Linked DNA regions of Homo sapiens: region 2 is linked to region 1. Evidence: chromatin contacts called from ENCODE Hi-C or POLR2A ChIA-PET data. All regions are on one chromosome and are shown on one strand. The core of a region is the stretch at or near the end of the contact, and the rest is flanking DNA. Distances in the headings are between cores, read along the strand shown. Region 1 overlaps TMEM230 (transmembrane protein 230). Region 2 overlaps SLC23A2 (solute carrier family 23 member 2).

What was found. Hi-C counts contacts between places; a loop is a spot of excess contacts on that map. ChIA-PET counts read pairs that join two places held with the same protein, here RNA polymerase II (POLR2A). Pooled maps may share reads with other maps.
Region 2: a pooled map shows a loop between it and region 1 (8-fold over the local background). The contact joins two enhancer-like sites. A Hi-C loop is called at or near these places in 9 of 50 pooled maps. POLR2A ChIA-PET finds 5 or more read pairs at or near these places in 2 of 52 experiments (BJ and WTC11).

The regions. Positions count from the first base shown.
Region 1 is chr20:5,099,084-5,102,669 of GRCh38, forward strand. TMEM230 (transmembrane protein 230) reads right to left here. Exons shown (of 4, transcript NM_001009925.2): 4 at 767-1,848. The coding sequence ends at 1,708. Among named protein-coding and RNA genes, the nearest start is that of TMEM230, 12 kb to the right of the region's middle. Within about 2 kb of position 1,833, at least 2 of the 41 ENCODE cell types and tissues checked have a DNase peak (open chromatin) inside an H3K27ac peak, as active enhancers do.
Region 2 is chr20:4,867,724-4,871,473 of GRCh38, forward strand. SLC23A2 (solute carrier family 23 member 2) reads right to left here. Exons shown (of 17, transcript NM_005116.6): 12 at 2,183-2,330; 13 at 47-152. Among named protein-coding and RNA genes, the nearest start is that of RASSF2, 46 kb to the left of the region's middle. Within about 2 kb of position 1,953, at least 3 of the 41 ENCODE cell types and tissues checked have a DNase peak (open chromatin) inside an H3K27ac peak, as active enhancers do.

The sequences.
Region 1 (3,586 bases), core at 583-3,082:
GGGAGGCAAAGGTGGGAAGATCACTTGAGCCCAGGAATTCAAGGCTGCAGTGAGAAATGACTGTGCCACTGCACTCCAGCCTGGGCAGTAGAGCAAGACTCTGTCTCAAAATAAATAAATAAATAAATAAATAAATAAATAAATAAATAAATCAATCAATCAATAATAAATAAAAAAACCAAATCATTTGGTTGGCCAAAACCTTCTGATCTGAGCTTTGCTCGGCAACCACTCTCCAAGATAAAGCTTTATGTATCACCTCACATATTCACTGTCAAGGCTCAGGCACTCTAGATTACTGGACTCCCCAGTCAACATTCCCATTACCAAAAGTCCCTAATCTTGGAGGCTGCTTCAGGTCACCCTCTCTTTGTCCCTCACTTCCTGAGTTTTTTTTTTTTCCTCCAACTATACTCACTCTACTGGTGATCTCAAACAGCCCTCTAGCTTTTAAGATACTGTCCAAATGCTGACTCCCAAATTTCTATTTCCATCCAAGACCCACTCTTAAACTCTAGACACACACATGCATCGCAACTGCCTCCTCAACAGCTCCACTTGGATATTGAGTAGACATCTAAAACTTGCTCTTCCCACAGCCTTGCAACTCAGCTGATGGCATGTCCAGGCTTCCAGTTGCCCAAGTCCATAACCTCAGAGTTAGGGAAAGTTGAGTGTGACCCACAATGCCAGCTACCTAGAAACTAAGGTAGATCTAGGTACTGGGATTAAAGATATCATAAAATCATTAAAATGTTTTCTGAAATGTTTGAAGTTAACTCATTTTATTTCTAGGATTTGGATTTCAACATTTTAATTTCTTTGGAATATAAGTCACTTTTTGCAAGCTAAAAAATAGAATCAAACTAAGGTGATCTAGTCCTCTAGGCATCCAGGCTGATCCTTGGAATCATGAGCAGAATGATGACATACTACAAGGTGCTAGCAATACGGCTATAAACTCTAAATAATAACCACTACATGTTTCATTAGGAAACAGCCAAAAGTCCGGCCGTTAAAGGAATAATCTGCAGAACATCTTGATTTACAAGGGACAAAATGATGCAAATTATATGCTGTCCAACCTACTGGTGAACTGGATCAGAATGGTCCAAGGACTGTTAAACAGAGGAAGTATTTACATTTTGAAAACTTGCTCTGCAGGATAAAAAAATTCCTGGTTGCTGTCAGTAAGAAAGCAAGTAAAAAAAATATTACAGATGAACTCACTGATCTTTGATTTTACTAAGGTCTTCCACTGGAACATGAAGGTAGGGATAAGTGTACAGGATAATATACTCAGATATTTTTAAAATAAATTACTTAATAATAAGAAATTAGCCATACCACATTGTTCCATTTGCTACAAGAACAAATTGGCAATGAAGACTATTTAAAAGAAATGCTCAGCTCTACAGAGGGTGGTGGCAGGCAACACTTTTCCATTACAGAATAACCTCTATTCTTCCATGATACATATTCCTGTGGAAAAACTTGTCAGGGCCCAGGGATGAAAAATAGAGCTTGTCCTAATTAGCTAACTGTAGGTTCACTTAACATCTTTGGGAAGGACCCAAAAAATCTGGCCATTATTTTCTTAAACATCTGCAAGCTGCAGAATTCCTTAGTCCTCAGCTATAGTTTCTGCTAGATATCTTAAAGCTGGGACAGTTCCACTGTGACTCCTCCTCAGCTATGGGGTGGGTGCTAGTCATCAAAGTCTGGAATGTCATCATAGGAGTAACCACGGTAGCCTTTGGATGCATAGTAAGCGATGCGCAGGTGGTAAAATCCGGGTAGGAACACCAGAATGCCAATGATCAGCACTGGAACGGCCCGGTCTGCCCCCTGGTGGCAGAAGGAGGCAAACACATTAGTACCGTAAGAGTTACACATTTTAAAATAAAACGTCACAGACCTAATCCTTAGATCAGTATTTTATACTCTTCAGTACTTTTTCTTTGAGTTGTATACCACCAAGGGAAAAGGTTTCCTCCTGATTATAAATTGAAGACAAACTACAAAATATTAACAATTATAAAGAAAAAAATGACCCATTCTCATCCAGATATTTTGGCTTCTTTTCCTTTTTTTAAAGCTCTTAGTTGTGAACACACCATACTCTGTGTCCTGTGGCCAATATTATTAAAACCTTTTCATACATTTAAACTGTAAGGATGTGTAACATTCCACCGAAATGGACATACTACAGTTTTACCTAACTGCCCCACATACAGCTGCTGGACACTTTGGTTGTTTTTCACCTTTTGTAATTGTACAGATACCACTACAATAAACTCTGTGTTTTTCTCAGCCTTTCAGGTTTTCTTTTCTTTCTCTTTTTTCTTTTTTTTTGAGGTAAGAGTCTTGCTCTGTTGCTCGGGCTGGAGTACAGTGGTGTGATTACAGCTCACTGCAACCTCGACTTCCCAGGCTCAAGTGATCCTCCCACCTCAGCCTCCAAGTAGCTGGAGTTACAGGTGTCAGTCACCATACCTGGCTCATTTTGTACATTTGTTTGTTTGGTAGAGATGAGGTCTCGCTATGTTGCCCAGGCTGGTCTCGAACTCTGGGGCTCAAGCAATCCTCCTGCCTCAGCCTCCCAAAATGCTAGAATTATAGGCTTGAGCCACTGCACCTGGCTGGCTGTGTTCCCTGTTGTGTGTTAATTATAGTCAGAATTGGTTCAAGACAACTTGGACACTGTGTATGTGGGGACAGCCCATGAGAAAGAACCACCAACTACTTTAGGTTTCTAAGGTTTCATATTGAAGCTCAACAGGAACTCCAACCAAACCTACTGTAAGAAGGAACTGACTTACGAGGCACAGTGACCCCACACATATAACAGAATTGCTATTTCTCTCCAAATACTGACAGTATGTCCATGGCACTGCACAGCTACAATGACAGCATGCTGCTCCAGCTACAGCCCTTTACCAATCAGGACTCCTGTATGCCAGGCTCAGCCATGTTGTTCCAAACTATGACAGGGCAAACTGTCTAATATCTCAGAGGCCAAGTTTGCCTACCTGCCACCACCTCCCCTATAGGAACTATGGAAGTTTACTGTTGCTCAAAGGAAGAAAAACATGTTTTGCCAACAGAGAACAAAATGTAAAAGAAAATCTTTTTGGTTTTTCTGCTGGAATCTGCTGTACCAGACATGAATATAAAAACAAAGATTGAACAATGAAAAAAATCTAAAACCTGAATAGACAAAGAGTAATGAGATTAAGGCCATAATAAAAAGTCTCTTAGCAGAGAGAAGCCTGGGACTAGATGGTTTCGCTGCTGAATTATACCAGTTAAAGAATTAATACTTGGCTGGGCATGGTGGTTCACTCCTGTAATCCCAGCACTTTGGGAGGCCAAGGCAGGCAGATCGCTTGAGCTCAGGATTTCAAGACCAGCCTGGTCAACATGGTAAAATCCTGTCTTGACAAAAAATACAAAAATTAGATGGGCATGGTGGTATATGCCTGTGGTCCCAGTTGCTAGTGAGGCTGAGGTGGCAGGATCACATAAGCCGGGGAGGCAAAGGTTGCAGTGAGCTGAGATCGCACCACTGCACTACACCTGCATG
Region 2 (3,750 bases), core at 703-3,202, 230 kb before region 1:
ACCAATGCTTAGAAACCCAATCATTTAATTAGAAAAATCTGTGTACCTTTGTAATTCCCAAAACTCCAATGTTGGGACTGGATGAAGTAGAGCCATTCCCAGTACCAAATATGCCATCAAGAACACAGGAGAGGCCTTCCACGAAAATTCCCCTAAGATGTAAAGGAATGGAGGAAAGAAAATCATTCAATGGGATAATGCATTCACTCTGAAATAGCCTCTACACATCTACAATCCAAAAATGTGGTCCAGAGCCTGCAGCTTCCACATCTCCTGGGAGCTGGGAGGGCGATTAAAAATACAATCTCAGACCCCACCCCAGACCTGCTGAAGCAGAAAAGAATCTGCATTTTTTTTTTTTTTTTTTTTTTTTTTAGAGAGTGTCTCACTCCGTCACCTAGGCTGGAATGCAGTGACGCGATCTTGGCTCACTGCAACCTCCACCTCCTGGGTTCAAGAGATTCTCCTGCCTCCCGAGTAGCTGGGATTACAGGTTTGCACCACCATGCCTGGCTAATTTTTGTATTTTTAGTAGAGACGGGGTTTCACCATGTGGCCAGGCTGGTGTGGAATTCCTGACCTCAGGGTGATCCGCCTGCCTCAGCCTCCCAAAATGTTGGGATTACAGGCGTGAGCCACTGTGCCCGGCCAGAATCTGCATTTTAACAGAACCCCCAAAGCTCATTCCATTTTGAGAAGCACATCTCTAAATCACACGTTAGATTTGAGTGTTTTTAAATCACCGCAAATGAAAGCAAAGGATTTTAGCCAGAAAATAAAGCCATTTGTTGGGGTATAAGACAAACATGGGCCGTCTATGGAAATAAAACATTGATGTGATCCTTTACTCTTAAAATCCAGTTTCATCAGGAAGGAAATGTTTTATAATTTCATAAGTACTGACACTTTTAAACATACTGATATACAGGTATTTAATCATGTGCAGCAGCTCCATTAGAGAAAGATGGGGACATCAGGTACCAGAGCCAAGGCCCAGTCCATTAATCTCATCACACACAGTCCCTTCTGGGGTTACAGAGCTGGCTGGAGAACAGGAGGGGATCTGGGCTGTTTTCTTTTCTCTGCAGACTCCTCAGGGGCAATCATCTGACAACTTCTAAAAGCTAATCATAAACCCCATAGTTCATAAGCCCTAGATCCCACAGATTTCATTCATTTCTGCTATTCCTGTCCCTATTTATATAAACTGTAACTGTGCATAGATTACACAGTGCTTACCCTTGGGGACAATTGGAACGTATCTAATTGACAGACCTGGGGCATACTGCCTGCTGCTAAGGTTTCCACTACAGGGGAGAGCAAACGGTATCCTTGTGCTTTCTGTCTGTCCGATTGTGGCAGCCAAGATTGGGTGGGGAAACAGGGAAAAAAACAGGTAATTTTTGCAATGTAGAAATAGCACTGTATAGCCAAGTATGGTGGTGCACACCTGCAGTCTCAGCTACTCAAGGTGCTGAGGTGGGAGGATTGCTTGAGCCCAGGAGTTCAAGAGTGTGGTGCATTACGATTGTGCCTCTGAATAGCCACTGCACTGTAGCCTGGGCAACACGGTGAGACCCTGGGTCTTTTTAAATTAAAAACAAACAAACAAAAAAAAAACAAAAAAAACCTGTAAGCAGTGAAGAGCTTGTTTTGCTGGGAAGAAAAATTTCAGTTTGTGTAAAAAAAAAAAAAAAAAGAACAGTTGGAAAGGCAAGATAACAGAAAATCAAAGTAGTGCTCTCTATCTCTCTCTCTCTCTCTATATATATATATAGACAGAGCTACTTTGATTTTATCTATCTAATCTCCAAATGACACACACACACACACACACCCCAAAAAAAGCAAAGAACAAGTGCAGTGCTTGGCATGTGGTTTTTGAATTTAAGGCTTACAGTGGTTTCGCAGAGAGTGTGTTATTTGATGTCACTGCAATTAAGGAAGGGTAGGAATTCCGTTCCACGTCATGGACGAGGAAAATGAAAGTAAACAAAGGCAGTGGTGTATCAGACAGTCGAAAGTAAACAAAGGTGGTGATGCATCAAACAGTCGCTAGAGTCCTGCTGCTTGGCTGGGCTCCTGCTGAAACTCTTGGTTTTGTCTTCAAGGTAATGTAAACCTAAGAACAAAGTAACAAGGTGCTGGGACCAATCAGGAACTTGTCTTCTCAGGAACGTACCTGTTTATTGCGTGGATGGGGGGGGGTGGGGCACAGGACAGCCGTGCACAGGCGTAGTAGTCACCAATAGACTCGATGATGCTGGCGACCACGGCACTGAGCATGCCGATGACACCGGCCGCAGACACGGTGGGCAGTCCCCACTGAACTGTGGGAGGAAAACAACCATGAATGCTCCTAGAGAGGCAGGCGAAAGTGACCAGGACCAGTTACCCAAAGTCATTCTGAACGCTGCAAGACTCTACAAGATCCACTTGGATTCTGAAGCTCATGGAAACTGTTCATTTTAAAATCTTAAGCACCAGATGCCTGGGACAGTTGCTAAGTCAGATGAAGGCGGCCATAATGAGGACTGATGTGCACTGTGTCTTTAATTAAAAGAAAACATCGTAGCCGGATGCGGTGGCTCACGCCTGTAATCCCAGCACTTTGGGAGGCCGAGGCAGGCAGATCACGAGGTCAGGAGTTCGAGACCAGCCTGGCCAACAAGGTGAAACCCCATCTCTACTAAAAATACAAAAATTAGCCAGGCGTGGGGGCATGTGCCTGTAATTCCAACTACTCGGGAGGCTGAGGCAGGAGAATCACTTGAACCTAGGAGGCGGAGGTTGCAGTGAGCCAAGACTGCGCCACTGCACTCCAGCCTGGGTGATAGAGCGAGACTCCATCTCAAAAAAAAAAAAGAAGAAAAAGAAGAAGACATTGTTGGGCTGGAAGAGGCTGTAACTTCTCTTTCCTGCTTCCAAGCCACACTCAGTATCCACTAAATAACAACTGAAAGTGCCCTGCCACGTTGGGAAATTTGTATGAGGGATTTATAGCCCTGCTGTACAGAGCAGGGTACAAAGCAGCAGTGGCCTTCCCCAGGGGAGGACATCAAGTGAAAAGGCAGTGAGAAATCACCAGCTAAACTTAAATCCCAACAGTAAAGCATCCATAAGGTATGGACAGTCCTTCTCTACTATAATACCAGAACCTTATTTTTATATCATAAACCATGTTATGGGAAATTAAATAGTTTCATTTCAGAAAGCAAAGTGAGGCCCCACTGAAACTTCATTTTAAGTTCCGCATTTACTTAATCCCTCATTAGATACTTTTTTCTTCACAAGTATATTTATTTGGACTTGAAAGCCATAGGTCTTACTTAACAAAAATAGCATGGGTCTCTTTCGTGTGAGAATGAATAGACTCCTTTGATAAAGGAGTAGCCCTTCTTCCGTTGAAGCATTAGTTATAATACACTCACTGAGCAGAAAGCACAGTGGGAAAAGAACGATGGCTAAAACATGGTCTCTCATGCAGGAGCCAACAACGTAGCTGGGGACACAGGACACTCCAAAAGATCCAGGGAGAGGGAAATTGCTCAACTTCAAATGGAGGCAAGCTGAGCTGGGTCACAAGAAGCACCAGTGAGGTGGTCAGGAAAAGGCGAAGTCGGGCCCTGGCCAGGGAAGGATCTGAGGAGGAGGTGGGAACGGAGGTGCCCCTCCAGGGATCGGGAGGGTCTGGAGGGTGGGGTTTGAGGGTGTTCTGGTGAACGCAGAGCTCTCATGCAGGGCACAGGG